Regions from separate parts of the Homo sapiens genome. Here regions 1 and 3 are each linked to region 2. The links are chromatin loops, found by intact Hi-C in ENCODE. Cell type or tissue: Caco-2. All regions are shown on one strand. Each heading gives the region's core, and the rest is flanking DNA. Links, peaks and the distances in the headings are about the cores only. Region 1 overlaps C18orf63 (chromosome 18 open reading frame 63). Region 2 has its middle 50 kb from the start of CYB5A. Region 3 overlaps C18orf63 (chromosome 18 open reading frame 63).

Region 1 (10,849 bases), core at 646-8,645, 100 kb after region 2:
AATACAAGCCAAAATGCCCTACAGGGAGGACACTTGAGGAACAGGGAAGAAAGTGTTCTAGGAAGCTGGGAGGGGTATAAAAGGAGACTGGAGCATTGGCTCTGTCTTTTCTCCTCCAAAAGACCAGATGGAGGTATAATTCCCTTACTCATCCTCCATTTAAAAAAACAATTGAGGTTAAAAGCTATTATTTTAAAATATGAACACCTTCCTTTGGAAGAGATTCAACTTCCTGCAAATTAACATAATTAAAAAAACCACCTGAAAACCAACTAAAATCACTGCAAAATAGGAGTTTGGGCTTGGATGGTAAGAGGGAAAGCATGAAATACTTCATATATTGTATAAAGGAGAAGCAGGGTGAGCTGCAACTTTGACTACTTATGTAAAGTGGTTATGCATGATTCAATGTAACTTAAGTCTTTAAATCTACTTTATAACCTACTGTGTGTGTGTAACAAATATGTATCTTTTAAAATGTTTCCTTTTTTGCCAAATGATTTGAGGACTTACAAATCTTATTTCTATTAAAAGCTAAAAGAGTTTGAGATTTCCCAGAGTATTATAAAGGATTTTCATGCTAACAAGCATGCTGTCATTGAGAGACATTCCATTTTAAGCAACTGGTGCTACGTTTTGCCAAGGTGAGATTTCAATTTGTAATATCTAGGGTGGGTTCAAAATATGGTGGTTTCCCTTATTTTGCTTTCTTAACATTGATATGTGTAAAAGTATAAACTATTTTGGTGAATTTTAAAATACTGAATTATGACTTCACAAAGGTATTGAAACAATATTGTCATATTTACAAAAGCCATGAATTTTCTTTATCAAATTAATAATTTTATTATATATTCACATCTTATTAGATCTAGTTTCAAAAAAGGTAATATTTCTAAATTTCTCATTATAAAATGAAAACTATCAAAATAATATTAATAAAACCTCATAAACTTATATCTAATAATGATTCATTATAATTTGATATGAGCTGAGTTTTGAGTTTGTACTATTTTCAGGAAAAAATAATTTGTTACTAGTATAAGCAGGACTATTGGGATAAAATTTTAAATTGCTTAGGAAAAAGAACTTCAGTAGCATACACATAATAATTCAATCATTGAAGCTGGGAGGAGGTAGGTAGAAAACATAGGTTTGACTCTCTTTACAGACTTTTCCCTAAAGTCTAACAATTACCAGCAATATCTTTGGGTGGAAAAATTTATTAGTCATTATTTTGTGCTTACAATTGGCACATTGTTTACAAAAATCTAATTTAGTTTTTTCTAGTAATTCTAGTTGTTAAAATATAATACAAATAAAGGCCATATATGACAAACCTGTAGCTAACATCATACTCAACAGTGAAAAATTGAAAGCTTTTTTCTCTAAAATCAGGAACAAGACAAGGATGCCCACTCTCTCCACTTCTGTTCAACATAGTACTAGAAGTCCTAGCTAGAGCAGTTAGACAAGAGAAAGAAATAAAAGGCATCCAACTTGTAAAGGAAGAAGTTAAATTGTTGCTGTATGCAGGTGACATGATCTTATGTATAGAAAACCCTAAAGACTCCACAAAAAAACTGTTAGAACTAATAAACAGATTCAGTAAAGTTGCAGAATACAAAATCACATAAAAAAGTAGCATTTCTATATACTAACAACAAACTATCTGTAAAAGAAATCAATGAAAATAATTTTGTCTGTAACAGCTACCAAAAACATACTTAGCAATAAATTTAACAACCAAGGAGGTGAAAGACCTGTACACTGAAAACTACGTATCTGTGAAAAAGCACAGACAACAAAAGCAAAAATAGACAAATGTGGTTACATCACTGAAAAGCTTCTATATGGCAAAGGAAACAGTCAACAGAGTGAAGAGACAACTTACAGAATGAGAGAAAATATTTGTAAACCATACATCTGATAAAGAGCTACTATCCAAAGTATATAAGGAACTCAAATAACTCAATAGCAAGAAAACAAATAACCTGATTTTAAAATGGGCAAAGCCCTCGAATAACATTTCTCAAAAGAAGATATTTAAGTGACCAACAGGTGTATGAAAAAATGCTCAACACCACTAATCATCAGGGAAATGCAAATTAAAGTCACAATGAGCGATCACCTCATACCTGATGAATGGCTATTATCAAAACGACAAAATATAACAAATACTGGCAAGGATGTGGGGAAAAGGGAACACTTGGACACTGTTGATGAGAATGTAAATTAGTTCAGCCATCATGGAAAACACTATGGAGGTTCCTCAAAAAATTAAAAATAGAACTATCTTATGATCTAGCAATCCCACTGCTGGTGATACATACAAAAGAAATTAAATCAGTATGTTGAAGAGATATCTGCACCCCCATGTTCATTTCAGCATTATTCATAACAGCCAAGATGTGGAATCAACCTAAGTGCCCAGCAACAGATGAATGGATAAAGAAGTATGTGGTATATACACAAATAGAATAGTAGTCACCCTTAAAAGAGAAGGAAATCCTGTCATTTGCAACATGGATGAATCTAAGGAATATTATGTTAAATGAAATAAGCCAGGCACAGAAAGACAAATACCTTATGACCTCACTTCCTTGTGGACTCTAAAACAATTGAACTCTCAGAAGCAGAGAGTAGAATAGTGCTTACCGGGGCTGGGTAGGTGGGAGTGAAGGAGTGGATTGGGGAGATGTTGGTGAAAGGATACAAAATTTCAGTTATATAGGAAGGATAACTTCAAAAGATCTGTTGTACAGCATACTGACTATAGTTAATAAAAATGTATTAGGTTGGGGCCGGGCGCGGTGGCTCACGCCTGTAGTCCCAGCACTTTGGGAGGCCGAGGCTGGCGGATCACGAGGTCCGGAGATCGAGACCATCCCGGCTAAAACGGTGAAACCCCGTCTCTACTAAAAATACAAAAAATTAGCCGGGCGTAGTGGTGGGCGCCTGTAGTCCCAGCTACTTGGGAGGCTGAGGCAGGAGAATGGCGTGAACCCGGGAGGCGGAGCTTGCAGCTTGCAGTGAGCCGAGATCCCGCCACTGCACTCCAGCCTGGGCGACAGAGCGAGACTCCGTCTCAAAAAAAAAAAAAAAAAAAAAAAAAAAAAAAAAGTATTAGGTTGGTGCAAAAGTAATTGCAGTTTTTGCTATTGAAAGTAATGGCAAAAATCGCAATTACTTTTTTTACATACATATTAAAAATCACTAAGAAGGGGTGAGGTGGCTCACATCTGTAATCCCAGCACTTTGGGAGGCCAAGGCAGGCAGTCACCTGAGGCCAGGATTGAGACCAGCCTGGCCAACATGGCAAAACCCTGTCTCTACTAAAAATACAAAAATTAGCTGAGCATAGTGGTGCACGCTTGTAATCCCAGCTGGCGGCTAAGGCAGGAGAATCGCTTGAACGATGGCTTGAACCCGGGAAGCAGAGGTTGCCATGAGCTGAGATCGCACCACTGCCCTCCAGCCTGGGCAACAGAGCGAGACACTGTCTCAAAAAATAAATAATAGCACTAAGAGTACATTTTAAGTGGTCTACCACAAAAAAAAAAAGTATGTGAGTAAATGCATGTTAATTAGCTCGACTTAGCAATCCACAATGTATACATATTTTGAAATATGTCATACATGATAAATAATATATACTATTTTTATTTGTCAATTAAAGCAAAATAAAAAGATTTAGTACAACGTGTTTGAAACTTGAGATGTTTAGTTTACTATATATAGCTAGTGAGATAGTTGTTGAATCTTTTTTGAACACTTTCTAAATCATGTAGTTGACTTATTAAACTATATTTAAGCATTGGCTCATAATAGCTTCCTCTCATTTTTCATAGTATGAAAATGGGACAAATTATAAATATTTTTCATGCCATCCCCGCTGCCTGTCCTTTTCACTCATATGGAGATTTCCAGAGACACTGGGATGCCCTGGTAAGGAATGGAAATATATGTTACATTAGAAGTTATTTGATTTTTGTTTATTGTAACTTAACCTAAGTTTAGCTTTCTCCAAGATATTTAAAATTTTGTGCTTAATTTTTAGTATGGCTATAAACTTCCAGGTGATTGTGGAAAAATTAAAATATACTGCAACATCTATTTCAAAATGCTCGGAGAAAGGACCTTCACATATCCTTTACACACCAACTGAAGCAGATGCTGTCTGCCCACCTTATAATCTAGTTTTGCTCCCACTCTCATGTCATACTTTTCAACCTTCTTTCTCTGTGTCTAACTGAAACTATGGTACATTTCCTCCTACTTCTTATCTGCACAAGTGTTTCTGGTTTGCTTAGAATATCTTCCTATTTTTATTTGAGGATGAGCTCAATAAGGATATTTTCCTTAAACACCATTTCAATAACTTAGAAAAGTTAGAAAAAAATGTGTACTTAGAAAGTAAGAAAGCAATCATGATTCTCCTTAGCCAAGTGCTCCCTCCAGTGGCATTTCAGATACAATTGAAAGGGTTGAATTAAAAGCTTAGGTTGTAAACAAAAACAAGATTTTTCTTTTGAGGAGATTATCTAATTTTATAGGCAAATTTTCGATGATTTGACTTATACTTAATTGCACCCCATTGACTTAAGAAAATATCTTTTAAACAATATTTTTTAAAATCGAAATATACACACGAGAAGAGCATAAGTGCTCAGGTGAAACTCTTAAATCTTAGTACTGATTTCACCATTTCCATCTTCTGACCTGCTGGAGTTTAAAAATGGAAGAAGGAAGAGCCTCAGTGTTGTCTTTTTGCGTTCTTTGTTTCCTAAGCCAAACTTATTTTAATAGTAAAACTGAGGTTAACATACATCAGTTATTTTATTTCATTAGATGCCAACATGTTATTCAAAATCTACAGAATATGTTTCATCAGAAAAAGTAACTGCTTTCTCAAAGAACTGCTTTTGCAGCTTGAATACAATCTATATGTGTTGTTTCTCTGTCCTGAATTTCTAACTGTTTTTGGAGGTGCAACCTGTTCATTGTTTATTATAATACTTATTTTGTAATTGCTAAGGCTTATAGTATCTTCCTTATAAATCGTTTTTGGAATATCACAGTTGCCTTTCCATTTAGAAAGCCATATAGTAAGATATTATGAATTGTCTTGATTTGGAATGTTAGAATAGAAGGAATGAAGATCCCTGTGAGAAAACATACTTTCATCTGTGGATGGTATCAGATAAGCAATATAAAAGAGTTAAGATATATTTATGTGTGCCTTTTTAACATTGCTACTTTACTACTTTTTAAAATCCCTTATAAATTTCTGCCTCTTATGTAATAAAATCAGACATTGTTCTTTAACATTGTTCAGATATCCTCTCAGTTGCATCAGAAGTCAGCCCATGCAGTTCTTTCCAAGGGTAGATTCGGAAGTTGTGTTGAAAAGTTTTCTTTCAGATTTAAAATCTAAACTGCCCCATATATGTGGATTTCCCATAAAGATGACAAGTAAACCATGCTACTACACACAAGAACTAACTAAACCTAATATACAGGTAAGAGATCTCTTGTCCTATCTAGTTCTCCAAGACATACTATCCATCTATTTTACTTGAATCTCTTGTCTTCTGGGGTGGAACACCCAACGCAGTGTGCAGTAATTCTTTTATCTCAGTTCAATGCTTCCCTAAAACTATTTGTTATTATTATTACTATACTTAGTCATTTGTTATTATTATTATATTTAACATGGTATTATAGTAGTAGTTGTTTACTGAAATGTTTCACCTACATCAAGGATATAAATGAGTTGGGTTATTGGAGATTAAAGAGACAGAGTTTTATGAAGAGTATTTATTTGGAGATACTGTGCTGACAGTATAAGTTCAGTTAAATGGAAGGTAAGATGCCTGCCCCTCACCAAATCAAGTAAGTTGGGGCTTCTATGGAACCACTTAGAGACTGAAGTATGATCCCTGCTGTATAAGGAAAACAGAGGGCTAGTGTCTGGCTCCTGTCTGATTTCATTAAGAAATTAATATAATTGGCTGTCTGCTAATGGACAAGTTAAAGATGAAATGGCCATATGGGCATTGGCCTACATCTCAGAGTTTGTCAGAACAAAGCTGTTGAAGACTTAACTTGAAATCAGATTCACGGTTTTTATTTTTACTGAGGCTGGAAACTATTGGGGAGGGAGGGTGTTTTCTACTGAGTTTGTCTCCTCTGCATTTTTAAAATCTATTCTTATGGTGACATATGACACACATATAGAAAAGTAATACTGTATAGCTTAATGAATATCAAACGTCCATGTAACTATCACACAGATGAAACATAGAACCTTGCCAGGACTTAGGAGCCTCCTACTTAACACCTTCCTAGTCATAACTCCTTTCCTCCTCCCAAAAGGTGACCACTACTATGGAAATTATTCCTTGTTTCGTTTTTATCAACTAAGTATGTGTCCTTAAACATCATATTTCATTTTGCATGCTTTTGAACTTCATGTAAAATAAATCATAGAGTATGTATTCCTTTGTGCCTGGCTTTTTAGGCTCAGCATCATGTTTGTGACATTCATCCACGTTGCTCCACTTAGCTATAGTCGGTTTATTTTCCTTTATATGTAGCATTTTATTATGTGATTATGCTGCAATTTATTCAGAATATTATTGATGAATATTTGGATTGTTTCTCTTTGGAGGCTATTACTAGTAATACTGTGATGAACATTCTTGTATATGTCTGCTGGTGCTCATGTACATGAAACCTCCAGGAGTAGAATTGGTATGGGTATTTCCAACTTTGCTGGCTACACCAAACTATTTCCCTAACCAATCTGTATTCCCCTCTGCCCCAAAGCAGTATAGGAGAATTTATGCTGCTTCACATCCTTGCCCATTTTTGGTATTGTTGGTCTTGAATTTCAGCCCTTCTGATAGGTGTATTTATTACTGTGTGTTTTTAATTTGCATTTTCCCGATTATTAATGAAATTGAACATCTTTTCACATGTATTTTGGCCATTTGGATTTTTTTTGAAATGCCATTCTTTCATTTTTCTACTGTGTTACGTGTTTGTTTGTTTTTTTATTGATTTATACGTATTTTTAACATAAGCCAGATATGAGTTTTTCATCAGTTATACATAATTATCTTCTTTCATTCTATAACATGCTTTCTCTCTTAAAGGTGTCTTGGTGTCTTAATAGTATCTTTTGGCAGCAGGTCCTAATTTATAATCAAAATGATCAGTCTTTTTCTTTATGGTTGCTACTTTTTGTACCCTGTTTAAAAAATCTTTCTGTACCCAAAGTCATGAAGGTATTCGCCTCTAATATCATCCAATAAAAGGTTGTTTTGCATTCACATTTAGATCTGCAATGCAGTTGGAATTTATTTTTGTAATGTGATGTAGGGAGTCAGATTTCTTTAATATGGATATCCATATGTCCAAGCCAAAAATAAAAAACACAATTCTTACCCCAGTACTTTTTCCCCAATAGTTTTTCTCCCCTCAGTACTTTGCAGCACTACCTTTGTCATAAATCCAGTGTCTTTGTGTGTATGGTATTGTTTCAGGCCTCTTTAATCTCTTTCTCTGGTCAGTTTGTTGATCCTAGCACCAGCACCATGCTTTTAGAATTATCTTAATTATGTAATCTTAAATTTTATATTTATTATAAATAGTGTTTTAATCTTAAATTTTATAAGATTTTTGAAATCTGATAAAGCATCTTATCTATTGATCTGTGCATTTCCATACACATTGAGTTTCAACTTGTCAACTTACACATAGACACAGACACACTCGTGCACACACACACATAGAGACAGAGAGAGCATGCTGGGATTTTGATGGGAATTTCATTGAGTCTTACAATCTAAGAATAGTGTATATTTCTCCACATATTAAATATATATTCTTTAATTTATCTCAATAATAGTTTATAACTTTATGTATGGGAAGTCTTTTGTACTTCCTATACATAAATTACTTCAAAATGTATTAATTACATGAATTATTTTAATATGTATTTATTAACTTTCTAAGATATGGGAATTTTCTAGCTATCTTTTTCTTATGTTTCTGGCTTAAATACATTATGACCTGTCAGTCAGTTGCTGAGAAGTGTGTTCTAATCTCCCAACATGATGTGGATTTATCACTTTTCCTACTTTCAGATTTTGCTTTATGTATTCTGAGACCACAATATTATATACATGTAAATTTAGAATTGAGAGTTGTTTATCTTCCTGGTCAGGGGTCAACTCCTCCTACTGTTAGTTAGAGAAAAATTGTACAAAAACCTGACAATCTAGATACAAAGGCCTACAGGCAAGGTCATCTCCTTAGAAGGGAGAGTGAGTGGACAAATGCCCATTGACATCTTTAAAACAGTATTAAAGTTTTGTCCAGACATAATATTTTTTAAAGTTGCAGGCCAAATATGAACCTAAAGAATCTGGAAGAAGATATGTTGTTACATCATGCATGTTTATTGAATATATTTCTGGAATACTTAAGATTTCCAGCCCATGTCTGTTTTAAAAATAGTTAATCAGAACAATGCACTTGTTAAAATTTGCTTCATAAGTGTAAAATAACACTTAATTGGAAGTTATGGTTTTATATTGTTCCTTACAATAAGAATTTATCCTACTCAATTCTATTGAGTGCTTTCTGCATGCCAGCTGCTTTTATGTGTATTATTTCATTTAATAATCAAAATTGATCTTTGGATAAAGAATTCACTCAATTTTGCAGAAGAGGAGACCGAAGCTCAGAACATCCAAATAATTTAACCAAAGCCACACAGTTAAATGCATTGCAGAATTAGAATTGAAACCCAAGATTCTTAGTCCTGTAATTGGAAAAAGTTTATATTTGTAGCTAAGAGCTCAAGCTCTAGAAACAGGCTGCCTGAATTTGAACCTCTTATTAATTGTATAATTTGGGACAAGTTATTTGATCTCTGTGTGCCCCAGTTTCCTCAGTTGTAAAATGAGGCAGAGGCTAGCGGTGGTAATGATAAAACTTGTCGCAGATTCGGTTCTCTAGGAGCTGATTCTGAGGTGGTCTAGTGCACATGATGTTTGTTAGGGACTGCCCTTGGAAACAATACCTGTGGAAGGCAGGGAGGAAGCAAGAGTGGAGAAAGGGAGAAGTCAAAAACAAAGCAGACACCAGATGGCCTTGGCCACTCTTCTGAGGAGCTCTGAGACTAAAATGGCCCATCAGAGTTGTTCTGCACTGGTCCAGATAGCCAGGCCTTTATAACCCTTTCTGTATCTGTCATTGGATTTGGGCCACCGTGAAACAGGCACATCCTTGGGCATTGGCCCTCTGTAACCTATTTCTGCTGACAGCACTCTACCAGAGGCAGTAAGTCCTTCCTTTGAAGGGGGTCATGTCTTTTGCAGTACTTACTTCAGAGGGGTTTTTAGGACTAAATGAGATAACACATAGAAAAGTTTCTTGGTGAGCTCTCAGTAAGTTGTTATTACTAGACCATATACATGTTAACTCTAAGATTCATGCAGTGTAAAAGGCATAAATTTAAAAAATGGAAAATAAATTGATCAGACTACTTGATAAAACTCAGCCAGCTTAAAAAAATTAGGAATCCTTAGTCAAACTTGTTTTGTTTTAACATATAGAAAATGTCAAAGATACATAAAGGAAATTAGTATAATCACCTCTCATGTGCTTCTCATCTAGTTTCCCCTTGACATATTTTTGGGTAGGGAGTAAACTGGGGGATTTTGGAACCAATCCCAGATATAGTGTTTTACCTGTAAAGACTATGGTGTACATTCTCTCTCATTTCAAAATATTTTTATATAACCCCTATGTTATTATTATACCTAACAGAATTAACAATAGTTTCTTAATATCTATTAAGTACTAGTTCACACTGAAGTTCCCCATTTATCTCACACAGACTTATTTTTAGGAGTTTTATTTAAATCAGAATCCAAAAAAAAGTCCACATAATTTTATGTATGTCTCTTAAATCTCTTTATTCTGTAACATCTCAAACTCTCTCCCCTTTTATTTAGGCCAGTTATTTGCTAGAAAACTAGATTGTTTTCCCTGGAGAATGTCCCATATTCTGAATTTGACTACTTCCTTGTTGTGTCATGTCACTTAAAGAAAATATTCTTCAAAAACCCATATGTCCTATAAACCTGTGGTTATATCTAAGCTTGACTGAATTCTGATTCAACTTGAAGCAAGCAAGAAATACACTGAGGTGGTGCAATGCACTGAACCAAATTTTGATCGATAAAACACTTTTGATTAGTCATCTTTGTCATTTCTCAAGTTTCATTTTCATTTAATTATTGCTTTAATATTAAGCTTCTGTGAAATATTCGTTCATATCTAAGTTCAAGCTTTTGGCCTTCTTCTATAATGTTGTGTTAATGTATAAAGTTACATAAGTTGTATATAAATTCTAGAAATTAAAATTCAACCAAGTTGCATTTGCCAATGACACTTGGCAGAATAATGATAATGATATAATAAAGCATATTTTTTTTGTTGGCTTGCGACTTCACAAAGCTGTAGTTTGTTGACTATTAAGTATATTTAAGTTCTGTGAATTATTTATCATCTCATCTGCTGTTTACATAGGCTCTTTTGTAGTCTTTTTATAAATTTGAATATAAACCTAGAGGTTTCCCCCTTTGAGCTATTTACTTTATCTTAAACGTTGAAAGAATGAGTAAATAATATATTGACAGTCTAGGCTAGGGAGCAAAAGAAACTTCTGGAAATTATGTTCACCATATGTATATTTCCAAAAGACAGCTGAAGAAGAAACAGTGTGTGAATATAAACATATTTCATATACCACACACATATTCTAGTACAG
Region 2 (10,849 bases), core at 1,877-9,876:
TCAAGGAGGAATCTTTCAGGGACCAAAGGACCTAACCTCCTGCTGGTCGGGCATGCAGGGCCTCGAGCTGGTCTTTGAATGGAAACTGGATAAGAGTGTTTGTGCCCAAGCTTCAGAGGCCAAGCACATGCCCACACAGTGGTCTCGGAGCCAGCCAGCCTCGCAGTGCTATTCCATATCCTTCCATAGGCCTGGTCACTCCCTATTTTGTTCTTATGGCACTTGTTGCAAACCTCTTCTTTCTCTCCACCACCTCCCTCTCCCTCTCAGTGGGTGGCTTCAGGAATAGGGGACAATAGGCGTGAAATTTAAATTTCCCTTTTTCCTCCCCTTCCCCTACTCCCAATGTCAGGGACATTCTTGCCTCCTTGGTCCTTCTAGGAAGTCTCATTCCGAGACTCCCAGGACCTTGGCTGTCTGTTAGCCCCGTCCCCAACAGCCTCTGCCCATACACAGCTCTTGCAGCATTGAAACACCCATTAGTATCTTCCACCTTTAAAACAAAAATGAAATGAAGAGCCACCACCACCTGCCCATCTCTTTCCCCCGGATCACAGCCAGGGTTCCTGAAATGGCAGTCCCCGCTCTTCTCGTCCACTGCGCACCTCCTGGCCTTCCTCTGCCCTGGGGGCTGCCCTGGATCTGCCCGTGGGTGGTGGCTGCTGTTGCTCCCCCAGAAGACACGTTCCGTCCTAATCTCAGCATAACTGGGTGAGCACAGGGACCTTAGAGACCAACAAGAGGAGCTGACTCTCGCTCCGGCACCCACTTTTCTGGGATCTTGGCTGCTGCATTTTTAAAATGGAGATACTGATCACTTTCTACTCCTCTGTGTGCCATGAGGATGAGATGAGGTCATCCACATCACACCCTCTGAGGTTGCCTGGGCCCTGGTGAGCCCTGCACACATGCTGTCTTGGTGGTCTTGCTCTCCCTGGCCCTGCAGCCCAGGGCACTGCCCAGCACGCTGCTGCCATCTGTGGCTGCGTCTCCCATGGGCTCCCATCCCCGGCTCTCTGATCTCATCCCACATACCCTTCCCAAGGACTGCAGCATCCAGGTGGCCTCAGTGACTTCCATGAGCTGATGACCCTCCAGCCATATCTCCCATCCAGACATCCTCATCCCCTTCCAGAACGTTCTCTCTGGAAGACACAGCACCTTGATCATCATGTATCCCCAGTGCTTTCTACAGAAACTGACATAGGGAAGTGTTTCCCACTCCTGAGTGACTGGATGGATAAGAGATTCGGAATGAAAGCAGAGCGTCACACTATCATATGCTTGAAGTTGTAAGAGGAGTCGATTTTGGCCAAGGAATGTGACTGGAGAAAAGCAGATGGCACAAGACAAGACAGAGGCCTGGGGAGCAGCCCAAGCAGAGGGGTGGAAGGAACAGCCCTCCCACCTCGCAGGCCTCCTGAAAACTCTGGGTGGGGCAGGGCTCCTCCTCCTTCAGGGCAGGGCCCACGATTCTCCGTCCCTCAAAAGCTGCTGGAGATCTCACTGCTGTGGGTCTCCCAGGACACACTGAGGAGCCGGGGTTTAGAGGTCGCTAATTCCCCTTAAAAATAAATGCATGTATACTTTATCACAATAAAAAAAATGGTACATATGGATTACCTTTAATAATAATGTAACCCTTTGCTTGTTGATATGGATGGATTTCTTCAATAAACTGTTAAGTGAAAAACAGTCTTTCCAATAGGATTCCATTTTTATAAGGGAATACGAGAAATAATTCTGAAAGGATATAAGTTAAAGTGCTAGTTGCCCCCAAAACAAAAACAAATAAATAGGACCTATTTAAACTAAAAAGCTTCTGCACAGCCAAAGAAAAATCAGCAGAGTAAACAGACAACCCACAGAGTGGGAGAAAATACTTGCAAACCATGCATCTGACAAAGGACTAATATCCGGAATCTACAAGGAACTCAAAGGAATCAGCAAGAAAAAACAACCCCATCAAAAAGTGGCCAAAGGACATGAATAGACAATTCTCAAAAGAAGATATACAGACATCCAACAAACATATGAAAAAATGTTCAACATCACCAATCATGAGAAAATTGCAAATTAAGAACACAATGAAATACCACCTTACTCCTGCAAGAATGGCCATAATTAAAAAGTCAAAAAATAATAGCTGTTGGCATGGATGTGGTAAAAAGGGAACACTTTTATGCCACTGGTGGGAACATAAACTAGTACAACTGTGGGAAACAGTGTGGAGATTCCTTAAAGAATGACAAGTAGAACTACCATTTGATCAAGCAATCCCACTGCTGGGTATCTACCCAGAGGAAAAGAAGGCATTATATGAAAAAGACACTTGCACACACATGTTTACAGCAGCACAACTCGCAATTGAAAAGATACGGAACCAACCTAAGTGCCCATCAACCAATCAGTAGATAAAGAAAAGGTAGTATATGTAAACCATGAAATACTACTCAGCTGTAAAATGGAACAAAGCAATGGCCTTTGCAGCTACTTGGATGGAGCTGGAGGCTCTTATTCCAAGTGAAGTAACTCTGGAATGGAAAAGCAAACAGTGTGTATTCTCACTTATAAGTGGGAGCTAAGCTATGAGGATACAAAGGCATAAGAATGAAATAATGGACTTCGGAGACTCCGGGGGAAGGTTGGGAGGGGGGTGAGGGATGAAAGACTACACATTGGGTATAGTGTACACTGTTTGGGTGACAGGTGCACCAAAATCTCAGAAATTACCACTAAAGAACTTATCCATGTAACCAAAAACCACCTGTACCCCAAAAACTATTGAAATAAAAAATAAAATGCTATTGTCATTATTTTTAGGTGGCCACCAAGCGACTGTTATGATTTAAATTTATTTTTACACATTTCTGATTTGTATGTCCTCTTTTGTTTTTTTAAATGAATATATATAATAATTAATTATTAATTAAATGGAAATTCCATTTAAATAATTTAAATGCCTGAAAAACAAACTTTTTTATAAATACATGCATTTTGATAGGCTTAGGAAGGCCACTTCCTAAGCCTATCAATAAATTCACATATTTATAAAGAGACCCAGAGGCCTCCCTGTGCCTGCTCTTGGCCACCTGCAGTCTATAGTCTCTGATGCATTTCTCCAAATGTAAATCAGATCCTGTCTGTTGCAGCCATGCTGGCCTCCTTGTTCTTCAAATATGCCAGGCACACTGCTGCCTCAGAGCCTTTGTACACTTATTTCCCTCTCTCGGGGATGCTTTCATCAAATATTTTCAAGCTCATTCCTACACTTCATGCAGGTTGCCACCCAGATGTTCCCAATTCACAGATGAGCTTCTAATCACCCTTATTAAAATCACATGGCTTTCCAAGCCTCTCCACTTTCCTCTTTCCATAACACTTTTTCACTGACTGGTGTTCCATGCATGTCTCTTTACTTACCTGTGGTCTGCAGATGTCCCCGTGGAATGCAGCTTCCAAAGGGCCGGGACGGTGGGCACTTGTTTAGGGCTGTACCCCCAGGCTGAGAACGGCTCTCGGCACATGGTACTGCTTAATGCATGGGTGGGGGATGAATTTTAGGAACAGTTGTGTAAACTACACAGGGATTATTTTTTTCCTTCATTCTTAATAAACTCTTCTCAAGGGCTTCTGCCAGTTGGAAAAAGCAGCTTAGCAGTTAAAGACATCTTTCGCTGAGATCACCAAGTACTTTTCTTCCCCTGAGTGGACAAAGTCACGTGTAAGTAGTGATTCTTGATCTTTAGGGGATCACAGACCCCTTAAGGATTCTGGAAAAGTCATTTCTTCTCAGAAAGATGCACGTATGAACAGAATGCTTCATGTAATTTCTGGAGGTCTAAGGACTCCCTGGAGCTGCTTTTTGAAGTAGAGATCGGCCACTCTGAATTTCAGGTGCCACTCATTTAAGCCTAATTGTTATTCGGCTGGGCCAGAAGCTACTAGAAAGAACTTTGCTTGGGTTTCTTTCACTGAGAGACAGGTAACTCCTACTCATACAATGGCAGTTGTTTCTGAGAGAATACACAGAGAACCAAGAATTATAAATGGAAATTTATAATGTGAGCTCGAGATAGGGGAGAACAAAGCGATAGTCTAGATTCAGCAGTATAAACTTCAGAGGAAGTTCCATCAGTTCAGCTCAGCTTACTCGCCAGCTTACCTGTCTCTCTCCACGTCCTCTGAAATGCAAATAATCAATGCCCACGGGGTACTGACCTGCACAGTTGCCTGCCTTCTTGACTGCCTGCACACTCCTGCTCCAACTCGCTTATCAGTGTACTTGTTCCCACTCTGCTTATTTTAGCTTTATTTCTTATTTTATTTTTTTAGAGATGGAGTCTCACTCTGTCACCCAGGCTGGAGTGCAGTGGCACGATCTTGGCTCACTGCAACCTCTACCTCCTGAGTTCAAGCAATTCTCCTGCCTTAGCCTCCCACGTAGCTGGGATTATAGGCACCCGCCACCATGGCCAGCTAATTTTTGTATTTTTAGTAGAGATGGGGTTTTGCCACGTTGGCCAGGCTGATCTCGAACTCCTGACCTCAGGTGATCCGCCCACCTCAGCCTCCCAAAGTGCTGGGATTACAGGTGTGAGCCACCATGCCCGGCATTATATTAGCTTTAAATGTATTTACAATTACACTAATTGAATATGATGTAACCTGAGGAAAAATACAAGTTCAAAAGGAGAGATGTCCCCATAAAAACTATGTTGGATGCTGTTAAAAGCTTTGATAAAGGGATTGTTAAAATGACTCATTAGGCATGTGCAAGGCAGCTGTAAAAGACCAGGAAGAAAAATTCTAAAACTCTAAGACTTCTATGGTATGGAGATAGCTTTGGAAGCTTCTTTACGTTCTCATTCCACATTAAAGTAAGAGAAAGGGACATTTCGGATGCATCGTGGTTACAGAACTCCTATCAGAGGATCCAGACCCAAAAGATAAATCAAAAAAGCTCTTGGCAAATGAACTTAAAATGAGTTAAAATATAATCGTTTTCCACTTTACCTGACTTTGAGTAATCAACCATCCACCCATATAGTTAAGGGCATTCTATCTACTACATTCTAAAAATAGGGAGAGGAGACAGCCAACCCGAAATCATGAAAGAAATTAAGGCAATCTATGAGCACCGTTAAATTAATTTTTTATGAAGTTGTAATGCCATCAGGCCTGTATTGTTTTTTCTTTGCAAAGTCATGGCTCAGGAAACTGACAAATACTAGATACTTTGTAATCCCAAAGAGAAGAGAGCTTTAAAGCTGTAGAGGAACACAGGGAGAGAGGCACGTGCTACAGGTTTGCTTGGGTGAGAAGGGTTTCATGAGGACAGAAGTGAAAGTTATGGAATCCAGTTTGAACTCGAAACATACAGGGAAGCAGCCACAAATGGGTATGATTCTCAGGAGAGATAACTCTGAAAAAATATTAAAGGAAACATGAAGAACCATTGGAGAAAAAGGGCAAAAATCTACTCCATGGTTTCCCTAAAAGGATTTTGTTTTCTCTAACACATGAAAACTCCAACCAGAAACATTTTAGCTGCTCTAAATCACATCTGTGAATTCTGCAAGTTTCTGCAAGTTACTGCGAGTCTAGGAGTAAATCAGTAACGAAGCCGGCGCAAAGAGGAGAGAGAAAAGTGCTTAGTTATTGCTAGGTCTCAGTAGTAAGTCTTGGATGCTGAAATAATCAGTATTTTCCAGGAGGAGGGTGTCACTTGGGGGCGCCTAAAGCCAATAGATTCTTAGTTAAAAGGAAAGGCTGTTAGGCACTGGCCATAGTGCCAAGAACGTGAACTTCATCAACACCGAAGTCTACAGACTCAGGGTAGTGGCGAGCATGCTGAAGTTATGAGATACCGCAGATCAGCAGAGATAAAGAGGAACTGAGTTTATCAAACTCAGGTCCAAGAGCACAGAACTCCCCTGACCTCCGAGAACGAGCCGGCCCTGCCCTCCTACATGTTTGCTGTTGATAATCTTCCGCCCGCCCTCGCCCTCAGTCTTTTGGGCTGACACTAAGATCTAGGCACTAGCTTGACCTTCCAGAGTGTTTCACAAGCTTCCAGGATCTGGTGTACTAAGAATATGACAAACTTTGTCAGATAACATCTGTCTCTGCCTCTTGCCACGCTGACAAACTGTTGGAGTCTGAAAGTTCCCGTGCTCCAGTATGCACAGCCTGGACATCCTGCAGTTCTCAAAACCCCCTGCCTCTAAAGGCTGAGTTTGTAGGGTGCTTCAGAGCTGCCTGGGGCTGGGGGGCAAGAGTGATATCAAAGTGGTGTTTTAGTGAGAATAATCTCATCATGATGGGCACAAGAGATTGAAAATAGAGACTGGAAGTGGGAGACCAGTTAGGGGACTTCAGTTAACAATCACCTCCTTTGTCTCAGGAACTGGATGAGGCTCAGAGAATACACTGCAGGACAGAAATAATGGCCTGGGCAGATCCAGATGCGAGTAGGAAGTGAGCTTTTGCAGCAGTAACTCAGAGCAGCCGAGCTGCAGCCTAGATGAGGGCCGTGGCACTGGAGGTGGAGAGGAGGGATGGGCACTAGCAAGAGAGTAGACAGAGCAGCCACTGAGGCTATCTAGAAACAAACAGTACACATCAGCGATCAGTTTATCTTCAGCTGCAAAAGTCATATATTTAATTCCAACCATATGTAAGTGAACAAAGTATGGAGTGAAACAGTAAAAGCCCCTCCTCTGGCTTCACATCTCACCCTTTACAAGAAGCCACTCTTAACCGAGTGGTGATTGTAGGAAGCAATGCCGAAGGTGAGGGGTGTGAAGAAGAAACCCTGTTTCTGGCATGACCTGGGTGGATGCTCCTGAGATAAGAAACACTGAGGCTGGGCACGATGGCTCACACCTGTAATCCCAGTACTTTGGGAGGCTGAGGCGGACAGATCAGGTGGCATGCACCTGTAATCCCAGCTACTTGGGAGGCTGAGGCAGGAGAATCGCTTGAACCCAGGAGGCAGAGGTTTCAGTGAGCCGAGATAGCGCCATTGCACTCCAGCCTGGGCAACAAGAGTGAAATTCCATCTCAAAAAAAAAAAAAAAAAAAGAAAGAAAAGAAAAGAAAGAAAGAAATGCTGGACGGGACAATTTCTTGGGCATAGAGAATGAGTTCACCTTGACTATGTTGAGTTTTTTTATACAATAGCTCTGCTGAAATATAATTCCCATACCACACAGTTCACCCATTGAAAGTGTACAGTTCGATGGCTTTTAGTACATTTAGAGTTATGCAACCATCACCATAATTCATTTCAGAACGTGTTTATCAATCCCCAAAGAAATCCTGCACCCGTTATCAGCCACTCCCCAGTTTTCTTCAGCCTTCTTCCCAGCCCTAGGTAACCACTTTCTGTCTCTATGGATTTGCCTATTCTGAACATTTCATATCAATAGAATCATACCATTTGTAGCCTGTTACGAATGGCTTCTTTCATTTAGCAAATGTTTTCAAAGGTTCAGCCATGTTCTAGCATGTATAGTACATTTTACTGCAGAGTAATATTCCACTGTATAGGCATAAGGCGACTTGTTTATCCACTCATCTACTGATGAACTTTTGGGTTGTTTCCAGCTTGGGGCTATTATAAATAATGCTATGAGCATTCACATAACAAGTTTTTGTCTAAACACATGTTTTTCCTTCTTTTCGGTATATACCTAGCAGTGGAATTGTTAAGTCATGTAGTAATTCTGTTTAACTTTTTGAGGAACTGCTATACTCTTTTCCGCAGAGGTTGAACCATTTTACATTCTCACCAGCAATGCACAAGGGTTACAATTTCTCCACCTTTGTCAGAACTTGGTAGTGTCTGACTTTTTGATTATAACCTTCCCCATGGGTGTGAAATGGCATCTTGTGGTTTTGATTTGCATTTCCCTAATGACTAATGATACTGAGCATGCTAATCCTGCTTATCGGCCATTCATGCACTTTCATCTGGAGAACTATCCATTCAGATCTTTTGCCCATTTTTAACTTGAGTTGTCTTTTGTTGAGTTGTCAGGGTTCTTTATATATTCTAGATACAGGTCCCTCAGATACCTGATTTGTAAGTATTTTCTCACATCCTGTGTCATCTTTTCGGTTACTTGATGGTGTCCTTTGAAACAAAAGTTTTTAATTATGATGAAGTTCAGTTCATCTATTTCTTCTTTTGCTGTGTGTGCTTTTGTTATCTAAGAAACCATTTCCTAATCCAAAGTCATTAAGATTTATGCCTATGTTTTCTTCCAAGACAAATATGGATTTTTGTGTGCATGTTCATGAACTGGCGAACTAAGAAAAGAAATGTGAAGTAATGCTACCATTACTTATAACAAGGTTAAATTTTTCTTTTTCTTTTTTTTGAGATGGATCTCACCTGTTGCCCAGATTGGAGTGCAGTTACCCAATCTCGGCTCACTGCAACCTCTGCCTCCCAGGTTCAAGCGATTCTCCTCCCGAGTAGCTGGGATTACCAGCACGCACCACCACACCCGGCTAATTTTTGTATTTTTAGTAAAGACGGGGTTTCACCATATTGGTCAGGCTGGTCTTGAACTCTTGACCTCAGGTGATCCACCTGCCTTGGCCTCCCAAAGTGCTGGGATTACAGGCGTGAGCCATGGTCATGGCTGATGTTAAATGTGTCCATGTGACAATTCTCACATGATCTCTCCTTAAACAGCTATTGACTTATAAACATGACAAGCATAATCATAATGGTAAAATAAATTCAGCTTAGCAATAGCATATTAAGATAATGAAACAATAATTCTCAAAGTTGGTGAAGGTTCTCCATATGATGTTACTTAAAATTATCAAGTGAATTTCAAATTCTTTCTACTGCAACTTCAAAGTGTTCCTTTATTTCCAGAATTCCCTCGTGGCTGCAAGAATATTAAAACAAGTCAAACTTTCTAATCTAAAAATGACAACATGGCATTTTAATGGTTTCTTAAATTATCTGGACTAAAGGTAACATTTTGCATTTTTTTTTCGGGAGACCTAAGGTTTTCAAAAAGCAAATTTGTTTCACTTGCTTCTTTCTTCTTTAAAAGGAGTGGAGATGGTGGAGCCCACGGCATCCCATCTCTGGTTGTATGCTTGTTTCTAGGCCAATCATGAAGCCCTTGGTCAACTTCAGCCTGGTCCTACAGATTCCAAATACAACCAGATGCAGAGCTGGCTGCATGGCAACTGAGACCATGCCGGGACCACCCACCCACCCTCAAGCTAGACATTCTACTCCTGGTCTTCATGGAGGCTGTGGTCCATGTCCAACTTCATGGCCTACTGGACTCTGTGCCTTCAGTAGGAAGGAGGAGTGACCAGAAGCTGGGGCTAGAGAGAAGAGCAGAGAAAGAAGCCTCACTATTTTTTCATTTTTAAGGACTTTTCCTGACAGATGTCTCCTTCCCACCAACAACTTGGGTTGTGTTTTCCATCTTGATTAAAATATTCGCATTTCAGTCAAAAAATCAAGGAAGACTGTGATTTATGTTTCAGGATTTACATAATGATTTAGTGATCTCTTAATATTCAGACATTATTGATTGATTACAAAATATGTCTCCTCACAGAACCCCTTTGACACCCCATCCCTATTGGACAAACTCGTGCCCTTTTCGATTGCTTCTGAGCTTCCCTGGCAGGTGCTGAGTGCCCAGCACACTTCTTCCTGCTGGCCTCTGCCGGCCACACCTCCGCTAAGCAGCTGAGCATCAGACTTGACATCAATCCGTGCCCCCATTGTCTTCCCACCTCCCCATACTCTCCCTGTACCCCGACTGTCTCCATGTCCCCCATAGTCTTCCTGTCCCCCCACTATCTCCCCACCCCCATCTCCCCATCCTCCTGCTATCTCCCCATCCTCCCGCTATCTGCCTGTCCCCCTGTTATCTCCCCATCCCCCACTATCTCCCAATTCCCCATCTCCCCACACCCCATCTCCCCACCACCCCACTATCTCCCCATCCCCCCACTATCTCCCCATTGTCCCGTTATCTCCCCATCCCCCATCTCCCCATCCCCTATCTCCCCATCCCCCGCTATCTCCCCATCCTCCGCTATCTCCCCATCCGCCCACTATCTCCCCATCCCCCACTATATCATCCCCCACTATCTCCCCACCCCCATCTCCACAGCCCCCACTATCTCCCCATCCCCCCATTGTCATCTCCCCACCCCCCACTATCTCCTCACCTCCCCATTGTCTCCCCACCCCCTCACTATCTCCCCATCCTCCCATTGTCTCCCCATTGTCTCCTGGCTTCTGTGTCCACTCCTCCCAGGAGATGGCAGAGCTCTCAGCAGGGGCCCTGCCATTCCTCTTCCCTTGCCCTTGGTAATGCTGATGACCAAGGAGTGACACTCACCTTCCAGGGTGACAGCACGACCCCAAATGCCAGTGCTCCCCACCCTGATGTGGAGCCAAACCAAATGGTGCCTTCAGATAAGGTGACAGAGTGGACAACAGTGATCACAGGAGAGAGAAAGGGGAGCTTTATATACTGGGCCAGCCTGGCCTTCTAGGGATTTCTATACATGGATGTGATTATTAGCTGCAATTACTGCAATCAGCTTTGTTTTGCTCAAATTTTATACACCAAACACCTCATCTTAACATAAAGCAATCTTTAAGAGGTCCGGATGGGAAAGTGCAAACACGAATTAGACACATGGGCCAGCAGTGGACGGCTGCTCTGTGGTCATTTCAATCCTCACCCGCTGAGGAGCCACCATCCCCTCACATCTGTGGGGCAGGAGGAGCACACATCGTGTGTCCGAGTGTTTTAATGTTGTGCAGCCACTGACAAGTCTTAAAATA
Region 3 (10,849 bases), core at 1,893-9,892, 89 kb after region 2:
ATTGTTGTTAGAGAATACGTTCTTTATAACTTGAATCTTTTTAAATTAATTGAGATTATTTTATGCTCCAGAATATAGTCTATCTTAGTAAATGTTCCTTGTCCATTTGAGAAGAATGAGTATTCTATGAATGTGTCATCAAGTATTCTGTAAATGTTTATTGGGTCACATTGGTTGATAGTGTTTTTAAGTCTGCTATATTCTCACTTATGTTCTGTTCACTTGTATCAGTTATTAAGAGAGCAGTATTGAAGTCTTTACCTGTAATTATGAATTTCTCTGTTTCTCCTTGAAGTTCTATTCATAGCCCTTAGGCAATTGCTGCAAACTTTCCAAAATGAGGCTGCCCTTGGTTATTTTGGAGGAGTTTCTTAGAGAGATAACAATCCATTGTTCATGCCCATCCTGAAAGCAGTTTTCCCTGCAATGGGAGTCACTCACATAGAAAAGGTGGTAGAGAATTTGTCCTTGACTTTAGCTGAAGTGATAACTCACACCATCTTTGCACTGCAAGGCATCCAGGTCACCAAGCAGGATGGTTATGAATGACAGAATTGCCCCATACTTCCTCTTTGCATGCCAAGGCTGAGTCTGTGCTGATAGATTTTGCTGTATCTGGATTAATTCCTTGGGCCATAGAGAAAGTCAATACAGAAATTAAGAGAGAAATCCACCTGGCCTTCTGAGGAAGACCCTGGTGGTTTATGGGATTTGTACAGCTGTTTGGGTCTGGGCCCCTGGGGCCATGTTTGAGGTCAGCATTATGGAGTCCTAATGATAGTCCTTAATTAAATTCTGTATGAGACAAACTGAAGAAATTTGGTTCCATCCTCTGCCAATAGATTATTCAGTTATGTCCTGGAAACATTCACCAGAAGTCAAAATGGTACAAAAATTAGAGATGGATAATATTGGGAGACAATTTTCCTCGGCTTTCTCATGCTTCTGCATGTCCTTTTTCACAGAGGCAAAGCCAGCAATTTTTTCTGGACTGTATTTTCAAGGATGTTTATATGCCAAACAGCCTTGGCTCTTTCTCCAGCCTTGGGTAGCTTCCTCACATGTCTGTGCTAATCCATACTCAGCTGATTACTCAAAAGAGACTCTCTGTTGACCTCCAGAGTTTGCTTTCTGTGCAGCTCCCATACTTCGCACTGAAAACTCTAGCTTCCTAGACTCTCAGCTCTGTCTCCTCAATTCAGGGAGACTACTGGCCTGTTCCTAGGTTCCCCTGCTCTGTACTGCAGCCTAGAAACCCTCTATCATCAAGAAGCTGGGGAAATCCTAGGACTTATCTTGTTCATTTCCCATCTTTTGGGGATCACTTTTCTTTGTTGCCTGATGTCGGATATGTTGTGAACTGTTATTTCGTATAACTTGCCTGGTGTTTTAGGCATTTCAAGTGGGAGGATAAATCTGGTTCCTATTACTTATTGGTCTTAATTTTAAGTGAAAATCTTAATTTTTAAAATTAATTTTGTATTATACAAATAGAGATATTCTCTTGGTTGCGTGTGCCCATGTAAGTATGTATTGTTTTCTACAGTTGTGGCAGGCAAGGTCTCACTAACTCAGGCCTCCATTACAACTGTCCCAGCACTGACTGAGTAGCAAGGTTAAACATTAAAAGCTAATTGAGCCCATGCCCTTATACAAAGGCTGGAATGTAACAAAGAGCCCACCAAGAGTTTTGCCTAGGCTTTTCCTGGGCCTTGAAGCATGACAAGATAACGAAGGAATTCTTAACCGGACCCTTTTAGGATTAAACAAGTTTTATTGTGAGTCTGAAGAAACTCCCCAGGCCTCCATAAACAAGTTTATTGGGGTCTAAAGGAACTCCCCAAACCTTTATGATTTAGCAGGAGACAAGATAAGGGTAGTCACCTCAGCACCTAGACCCATTTAGATTAAGTAAACTTAATGAGGCTCCACAGGAAGGTCTTCAGGACTCAGACCTTAGTTATAGATTAAAAGAAGTTAATCACTTATGTCTTTAGATAAATGCACACTTACACATAGACATATAGCTTAGAAGGTGTATAAGCTCTGGAAAACTTTGTAATTTTGAGTTTGTCTGGCAATAATTTCCAGGCCTTCTCCTTGTAACCAGTTGCAGAAAATAAAAACTCTCTTCCTCCCCAGTTCATTTGCATCTCGTTATTGGGCTGCAAGAAATAGCAGCCCAACGTTCAGTTTGGTCCAGGAACAGAGTGAACAATAATGAGAACGATTACAAGTTTGTCCTTGTTTGGATTTCTCTTTGTGGAGCAGAATACAAAGTGAAGATCAAGGGTTTTAGCACAGAACTCCCAAGATTTAGACTTACTGGCCAGGGTCAGCAGGTAGTATTTGGCCATGATAGCATGACAATAGTAGTGGTTTTGAAGTGAATATATTTTAACACTTCTTTAACTTTAGAACCAGATGGGATTAGCTCTAGCAATGGCTATAAGTTTTACCTAGAACACCCGAGTTTGTTGGGTGGTGATCTAAATGGGCAGTCATTTCCTATTAGTATATGCATACACAGCAATTGTTCTAAATTGGCCCATATTTTGCCATTTAATATTTTTAGATGGAGGCTCCACAAAGAGTAATTCCTGTAATTCTTCAGAACTGCCTGTCATATTCATTCATGGCTAGACTTGCTCCAGCCTGGAATAGAACTGGTCATCTCTTGATACAAGGTAACTTTATCTTTTTAGTCATTGGGGCTTTCTGAACTAGATTACGTCTGTTATGTGTGTATTAGTCTATTCTCATGCTGCTAATAAAGACATACTGGAGACTGGAAAATTTATAAAGGAAAGGTTTAGTGGATTCACAGTTCCACATGGCTGGAGAGGCCTCACAATCATGGCGGAAGATGAAGGAAAAGCAAAGGGACATCTTACTTGGCAGCAGGCAAGAGAGCATGCTCATGGGAACTCCCCTTTATAAAACCATCAGATCTCATGAGACTTATTCACCATCATGAAAACAGCACATGGAAGCCCCACCCCCATGATTCAGTGATCTCCCACCGGGTCCTTCCCACAACATGTGGGAATTATGGGAGCTACAATTCAAGATTCAGATGGGGACACAGCCAAACCATATGAATGTGCATCTGTTCTTAATTTTAAGATATACAATTTTTAGAAAATAACTCTTAAAACTGACCCAATTAAGCAATCTCAAGCAAGCCCACAACAACATAAATGTCATTTCTTTACTTTGGGATTATATACAGAGGCCTGATGTTTCTTTAAAAAAATCAGTATGTAATACTTGATACTTAGGAATAAATGTAAGTTACAAAGCAGTATGATAAAATGAGCACAATACTGTTAAAACTGAGAAGCTATCCTGAATTTTTCTTGAAGTCTGACTGTTTTCTAAATATTTTATAGCAGGAAATAGACATTTGGGGGAAGAATTGGGTATTTCCATTCTTTTAATTGAAGAGATACCTTTTGAATGATTATATTTTTTCAGCTGTCATCAGGTATTACTTTATATAACAACTGCATTTTAAAGTATTTTCTTTAGCTTTGATAATCTCACATCAAGCATAGTTATAAATATCAAGCATGATTATTTATGAGTTGTAATAACATGGCATATTCTATGAATTTTTTAAGGAAGAGATTTTCTTTCTCAGATGGGAAAACAAAGTGCTGTTGGTAAGTAAAAATGCATAAGTCAATAGATAAAACAATATAATTCATAGTTGCTAAAGAAAACAGTATCATATGCTGGGCACAGTGGCTCACGCCTGTAATCCCAACGGTTTGGGAGGCCAAGGTAGGTAGATTGTTTGAGCCCACAAGTTCAAGACCAGCCTGGGCAACATGGTAAGACCCCATCTCTACAAAATTATTAGCCAGGCACCACACCTGTAGCCCCGTCTACTTGGGAGGCTGAAGTGGAGAGCCAGTTGAGCACAGGAGGTTGAGGCTGCAGTGAGCCATGATTGTGCCACTGCATTCCAGCCTGGGTGACAGAGCAAGACCCTATTTCAAAAAAAAAAAAAAAAAAAAAAACCAGTAACATAGATCATTGGGTTGTATAATTATTGATTAATTAGGTTGTATAAGACCTTAATCAGATATTATTGTAATCAGAATTTCACCTGGGAAATCACTTCTTATTCAAAATGTACATTCTAGACTGTATGAGAAAAATTCATCTTAATTGGAAAAAGCTATATTTTTATTCTCTCTACTTTAAAGAAAATCATGACTGTGAAGGAGTTTAATTCTGTAGGCATTTATAATGTATAGTTTCCAGAATCATATCATCAAAAATTCTTTAGTACTGATGTAAGTCAAAACTTTATTTCTTATAAGAATAGGATTCATTTTCTCCTTAAAAAATTGGAAAAAGAGACACAGATGATCTAAAGTATACAGTTTACTACATGGCCTAATCCAGTTCTTTCATTGATTTGCACAGTTGTGTTTCAGATAGACACTTTCCTAAACAGTAGTCCAGAGATAGCAGATAGATGATAATCCTGAGTCACCACCGTAGACATTATTAATCAATCATGGTAGCTTTTCACATCATTTGGGCATAGCCTTAAAATCCTGACCTGTAATCTACAGCTATTAGATCTGGGTTGACTTTCCAGCTGAAGCCTGTTTGCTCTCCTTGCACTAGTTGTATGTTTAATTTGTGTAGTGTCAGTCAGTGTGCCCTACCTCTGGGTGAATGGGTTCATTACCTACATCTAGTTTCATCTCCAAACACTGTCATGAGACTACAACTGTAGGGATTAAAAATAACAGTTTAGGAGAGGAAAATTCCTCACTCCTGTGTTAGGATTTGTTTTCTTTTACTTTTATTGAAATGTAATACACAAATTTTAAGTGTCTAGCTCATTGAATTTTAACAAACTAAACATTCTTGTAACCATTTCTCAGATCAAGAAACAACATTAAGAGCACCCCAGAATCCCCCTCATGCTTTTTTCATGTACTAACCCTTCCCAAAGTCACCACTATCCTGACATTTCAGAAGTAGTTTTCTTTATGAAAAAGAAAGGTAAAGACTTCAAGGCTCTAGGAGATTTGGAATATATCTGCCAGTATATTTGAGGATATTTGTTAGTAAAAGACTACTCAAGTCAGAAACATGGTGTGATACCTCTTTAGATTACAGAAGAGGACAATCTCCATATTTATATATATAATATATGTCAGATTTGTGTAAGGTATTTGTTGGATTTTTCTCTTAACTGTGGGGTGTCTCATTTTTTTTATTCTAACCTTGCCTATGACCTGCACCCCCCACACACATTCATGCTGTTTCATACCTTTGTCCTCTTTTAGATGTCTCATCTGTAAAGTGTCAAATATTAAGTGGTTATTATTTGAATTTTACCATGTGCGGAAAAAAATCTGTTCTTGTTTTTGACTTGAATAAGTTAGTTTCCTTTGTTACTAAAATACTTAATTTAATAGTAGAGTAATAATTCCAGGTAGTTCACAGTTAAATATTTTATTTTCAGTATTAAACATCAATGTAACAGAAACTCAAGTTTGTCTAAGTATAGAAGCTTGCACAATCAGACTGCCAGCACCTGAGGTACCATATATTGTGATTTCTATACTTTATTATATTTACTATATACTTTTTATATTTATTATTGTTACTAACGTGATTAGGTTTTAATTTTTAACATAAAGCGTGCTAGAAAGGTTTTTATTATCAAAATCTGTATTATTAAATGCTTGATATATTTATGTCATTCTAAATCTGCTTCCCCAAAGAAAATATTGTTCTGTCCATTTAACACAGGTCTTCATATTATTCCTTTGTTCAAAAACTTTGTTAAGATGGTATCCGAGACTCTCCACAACCTATCCTGTCTTAGCACCCACTTCTTGCCTCTTCTTTCACCTCCAAATATAAAAAGCATGATTTCAGCTCTTACTAAATTTAATATTAATTCCCCTGCCCTTGATATTCTGGTAGCATTTTTTTGCATCTATTTTTTACACATAACACTTTCTGTCTTCTTAGTAGAAGGATATGTCTTTTATTTTGTGGATTCCCATAGCACCTAGCATAGAACCTTACACACTAGTGTCACTCAATGTTATTGTCTTTCCTCTAGGCCAGTAGTTCTCAATGGAAGCGGTTGAGGGCAGGGAAATGAATGATTGGCTCCTTATGAGAAATTTGGCAATGTCTAGAGACAATTTTGGTTATCACAGTGGAGGAAGGATGGTGTTGCTACTGACATCTAGTGGGTAGAGGCCAGAGAAGGGATGCTAATGAATATCTTCCCCTGCACAGGACAGCCATCTTATCCCCACCCACAGAATTATCCAGCCCAAAGTGTCAATAGTGTGGAGGTTGAGAAACCCCAGGCATAGAACAAATGATGCTTTCTTTGCTTAGAATGCCCCTCTGATTGGCTATACGTGTCCTGCTCATCATTTAAGGGCCAACTCAAATGCTACTCCTCTATTCATTTATTTCCATTTAATTCTTTGATTACCTCTTATGTGGATAAGTAACAAAGGACAATGGATAAGTTCAAGATGAATAGGATCTACTTTTCTGCCCTGGAGAATCACTTAAGCCAGTAGGGAAGATGACCTGCATATAAATAACTGGAATGGGTAACATGACATGTATATCTTGGACTGATGAGGAACCTTCCCAAGGTTCCAAACCGTGTGTGATCTCCCACCCTCATTTAAACCCTCATACTCTCCTGTACCAAACTGTCTTTGTTTTCTGTCGCTTAGAATACCTGAAATTGGGTAATTTGTAAAGAAAATGAATTTATTTATTAAAGTTATAGAGGCCATGTCTGGTGAGGACCTTCTTGCTTTCAGGGTCTCTCTGCTGAGTCCTGAGGTGGCACAAGGCATCACATAGCAAGAGGGCAGGGTGTGGAAGCTGAGGTCTCTCTTCCTTTTATAAAGCCATGAGTCCTACTCCCATGATAAACCATTAATTCATTAACCTTCTAATCCACTAATCCATGAATGGATTAATCCATTCATGAGGGCAAAGCCCTCATCACTCAATCACCTGTTAAAGGCTCCACATTGGCTCAGCACGGTGGCTCACACCTGTAATCCCAGCACTTTGGGAGGCCGAAGTGGGTGGATCACGAGGTTAGGAGTATAAGACCAGCCTGGCCAAAATGGTGTAACCCTGTCTCTACTAAAAATACAAACATTAGCTGGGCATGGTGGTGCATTCCTGTAATCCCAGCTACTCGGGAGGCTGGGGCAGGAGAGTTGCTAGAACTGAGACCCAGGAGGCAGAGGTAGCAGTGAGCCAAGATCATGCCACTGCACTCCAGTCTGGGCTACAGAAGAGCAAGACTCCATCTTAGAGGGGAAAAAAAAAAAAAAGGCTCCATCTCTCAATACTGCCACATTGGGGATTAAATTCCAAAATGAGTTTTGGAGGGGACAGATAGTCAAATTGTAGTTTATACTCACATGCTTATTTCTATTTTTATACCTCTGATTTCCTTATAAGAAGCATCATGAAGACTAATATTGTGGCTTATTCAACTTTGAATTTTCTACAGATGATACTTCTGTGTTCTACACCTCAGTTTGAACCAATTTAGAGATTGACAGAGGAGTAAGACATAAATAGAGATCAGAATGTCACTTGTATTACTTGGGTGAGATTATAATTTATCCTCAAAATAGGATGCTTCTGAGAGTGAAAGTGGCACTAACCTGATGAGATACTGGCCCAACATGCATGAACTGGGATATATAGTCATGCTGTTCATTACTGGAAAGGAAAAACAGCTCTTGGAGGACATGGTTTATCTGAACCTTAGAATTAGGCAGACTTACCCACCCACTTATTGCAGTAGTGGAAAAACCTTAGGCCTCCCTTGGGAGACCAGGCACTCGTTCTGATATGACAAACAGAATGCAGAACACCACTCTCTGCCAGCAGGCCAACTCCCAAGAGGAAGGGGAGGAGGTGAGCCAGCATGCCTGGTTATTCATCCCAATTTTACCATCTGTATTAGTCCATTCTCATGCTGCTCTGAAGAAATACCTAAGACTAGATAATTTATAAAGGAAAGAGGTTTAATTGACTCACAGTTCCTCATGACTGGGAAGGCCTTAGGAAATTTACAGTCATGGTGGAAGGGGAAGCAAGCATGTCCTTCTTCACAAGGTGGCAGGAGAGAAAAGTGCAGAGCAAAGGGGGAAAGGCCCTTTATAAAACCATCAGATCTCGTGAGAACACACTATCACAAGAACTGCATGAGGGTAACTGCCCCCATGAGTAAATTACCTCCCACTGGGTCCCTCCCACAACATGTGGGGATTATGGAAACTACAGTTCAAGATGAGATTTGGGTGGCAGTGCAGCCAAACCATATCACCATCCATATGCCCTAGGGAGGAATGAATGACAGAGCAGAATGATTCCAGGAATATGTGTTAGTAGAGCTTTCTGGGCATGGAAGGAAACACCAAAAATTGGGCAATAACATTCCTCTCCTCTATTCAACATTATACACTCAACATGTACTTGTTAAATTAAATCAATTCTCTAAATTATGATTGTTCATCAGCTTCTCTGAATCTCACTTTTACTTATGTTTTTGATATGATGTCTTACACATTCTGACTGCTACAAAAATTAGTTTCATATATACCTATGTTCCCACTAAATTGTAAAATTTTTGAGATTCTAGGTCCTGTGTTATTCATTTTTATTCCCCATGGAGCCTAAAAGATAATTGCATTTAATTTTCCTTTTATTAAAATCTGGCATTGGTTATGTTAACCAAAAAGTGACTGAGGCAGATCTCAGTTGACTCAGGTTTATTTTGCCAAGGTTGATGACATGCCCAGGGAAAAGAAATACAAGTTACAATAGGATCTGTGCCCCATGCTTTTTCCAAACAGGGTTTTGAGGACTTCAGTATTTAAAGGGGAAAGAACAAGCAGAAGGGGAAAGAGGAAGGGGAGAAAAGAGGAGGAGGGTAGGCAATGAGGCAAATGGTTACATTCTTGTGAGGCTTTGATTACAGCTGAGTGAATCTACATTATACACATGAAAAGGGGTAGCAGAAAAGTCAATTATGCATTTCTCTCACTCAGTAAATCTACATTTACAGTAATAAACTGAAACTAAGCTGTCTGGGAATGAAAGGAAGGCAGGGGTTTTTTGTTTGTTTTTTGTTTTTGTGTGATTCAGTTACCAAGCTTAATGTTCCCTTTGGCATAGTGAGTTTGGGGTTCTGAGATTCTGGTTTTTTTCTTTCATAGTTATTAGGTCAGGTTGTGGGGAGGGGAGAAATAAGGATGAAGAGGTGAGAAGGAGGATGTTTCTGGTTTCTCTTCCCTCCAGTTTATTTTGTTTGCTTTCATTTCCCCTTTCAAAAATCTACCATGGCCTCCATTGACTATAAGATGAAATCTCAGCTGTTTACTATGATATACAAGGTCTTCAGCAAACTGATCCAAACCAATCTTACTTATAGCCTCATCTCCCATTACTGCTCTCCAAGTAGCCAGACTATGAATTGTTTCTCAAAGATAGTATGGTCTTTCATCCTTCCATGTCTTTGATCTCACAGTTGTCTAAGCCTGTAATTCCCTTTCTTCTGCTCATCTTTCAAGGCTTATCTCAGACATCACCCCTTTGAAGAATTCCCCAGCTCCTAAGTCTCATCTCTCTTGGTGCTCTCTACCTTGTTTATCACATATTATCTATGCAAATGTCTCATTCAACTGAGAAGTCCTAGAGGGAAGGTCTGTGTCTTATTAATCTTTCTATCATAGGAGCCTACTCTAGTGCCTGTCACTCACTTTAGTAAAGATTTATGGAATGAATGGAGCATTGACTGGAGTGAAAGACTAATTTATTTTTTGAACTAGGTGACTTTTGTTTCTAAATTCTTTTTTAATTCCTCTGGGCTAGAGATTGGAGTAGTTTTCTAAATCCTGACCTTTGACCCTATTTAGACAAATTTTGAAGCAGTTTATTATAATTCATTATGAAAAATGGGATTTCAGCCCTTATCTTTACAATTTAAATAGAGATAAAAAAATTTAAGAGGTAATTGAAACAGTAATTTACTCATTTCTCAAATTTTGGACTGTGCTAAACTTTAAAATAATGCTTTCCTGGAAGTAATTAAATGTTTCTTAAAGGAATTTATATGCACAAGTTGCCATTTTACTGTTTGGTGCATTGAGATTATAATTGAATCCACAGTTACATGAGGGATATATTTCAGAAAAGCATTATGTAATATTAAACTGTTTGCTTTGAAATTTAATTATATGGAAAATTTGGGAAATGAGTGCCTCGAAACAAATTTCTATTTATTTCGTAGATGGATATTTACTGGGTACTACTATGTATATATGCCAAGTGCTGATGGAAAACACCTTTTCCTCCCAGAATGTTTTATCTAGGTCAGAAGAAAGAAGAGCATGCACACATAAAACTTACCAGAAGAAGGGAACATTTACTGAGTACTGGTTAATATTCACATACCCAGAAAATTCAGTGTAGGCCTAGAATCACATTAAAATTCTCAGATCGGCACTTACTGGCAGTGCCTCTTTGGCATGTTAGTTAATCTCGCAGAATCTCCATTTTTCTTATAAATTGGAGATAATGATATCCCTTCTAGGGTTGTAAGGAGGTTATGGTGTAAAGTACATTAAGGGCCTAGCATAGTACCTGGCAGTAGAGGTTAAAAAATGATAGCTATTGTTATTATTTTATAAATAAGTAAATTAAGACACAAAGCAGTTAAGTAAGTTGCTCTGGATCATAAAGGTAGTAAGAGATTCAGGATCTGAGTTTGTCCTTCAACTCTGTCCTTTCTGCTGTACCATGCTTC

Evidence for each region. Peaks named below come from ENCODE experiments on the same cell type or tissue, not always from the same donor. Only the 100,000 strongest peaks of a DNase experiment are listed, where the experiment ranks them.
Region 1: it touches region 2 in a loop (8-fold over the local background); 45 of 110 quality-filtered maps call a loop at or near these places.
Region 3: a loop joins it to region 2, with 7 times the contacts of the local background. A loop is called at or near these places in 45 of 110 quality-filtered maps.

The regions. Positions count from the first base shown.
Region 1 is chr18:74,338,181-74,349,029 of GRCh38, forward strand. It overlaps C18orf63 (chromosome 18 open reading frame 63), which reads left to right. Exons shown (of 14, transcript NM_001174123.2): 8 at 535-644; 9 at 3,852-3,948; 10 at 4,061-4,146; 11 at 5,339-5,522. Among named protein-coding and RNA genes, the nearest start is that of C18orf63, 28 kb to the left of the region's middle. RefSeq lists an enhancer at 10,775-10,849. In Caco-2, for the core only: a CTCF peak has its summit at 4,421 (motif pointing left); no DNase peak of the experiment used is centred there.
Region 2 is chr18:74,236,849-74,247,697 of GRCh38, forward strand. No RefSeq gene overlaps it. Among named protein-coding and RNA genes, the nearest start is that of CYB5A, 50 kb to the right of the region's middle. RefSeq lists enhancers at 784-1,283, 5,766-6,060. In Caco-2, for the core only: no CTCF peak of the experiment used is centred there; DNase peaks (open chromatin) are centred at 5,863 and 5,983; H3K4me3 peaks cover 394 bases.
Region 3 is chr18:74,325,372-74,336,220 of GRCh38, forward strand. C18orf63 (chromosome 18 open reading frame 63) reads left to right here. Exons shown (of 14, transcript NM_001174123.2): 5 at 2,576-2,687; 6 at 3,624-3,665; 7 at 5,495-5,571. Among named protein-coding and RNA genes, the nearest start is that of C18orf63, 15 kb to the left of the region's middle. In Caco-2, for the core only: a CTCF peak has its summit at 6,185 (motif pointing left); no DNase peak of the experiment used is centred there.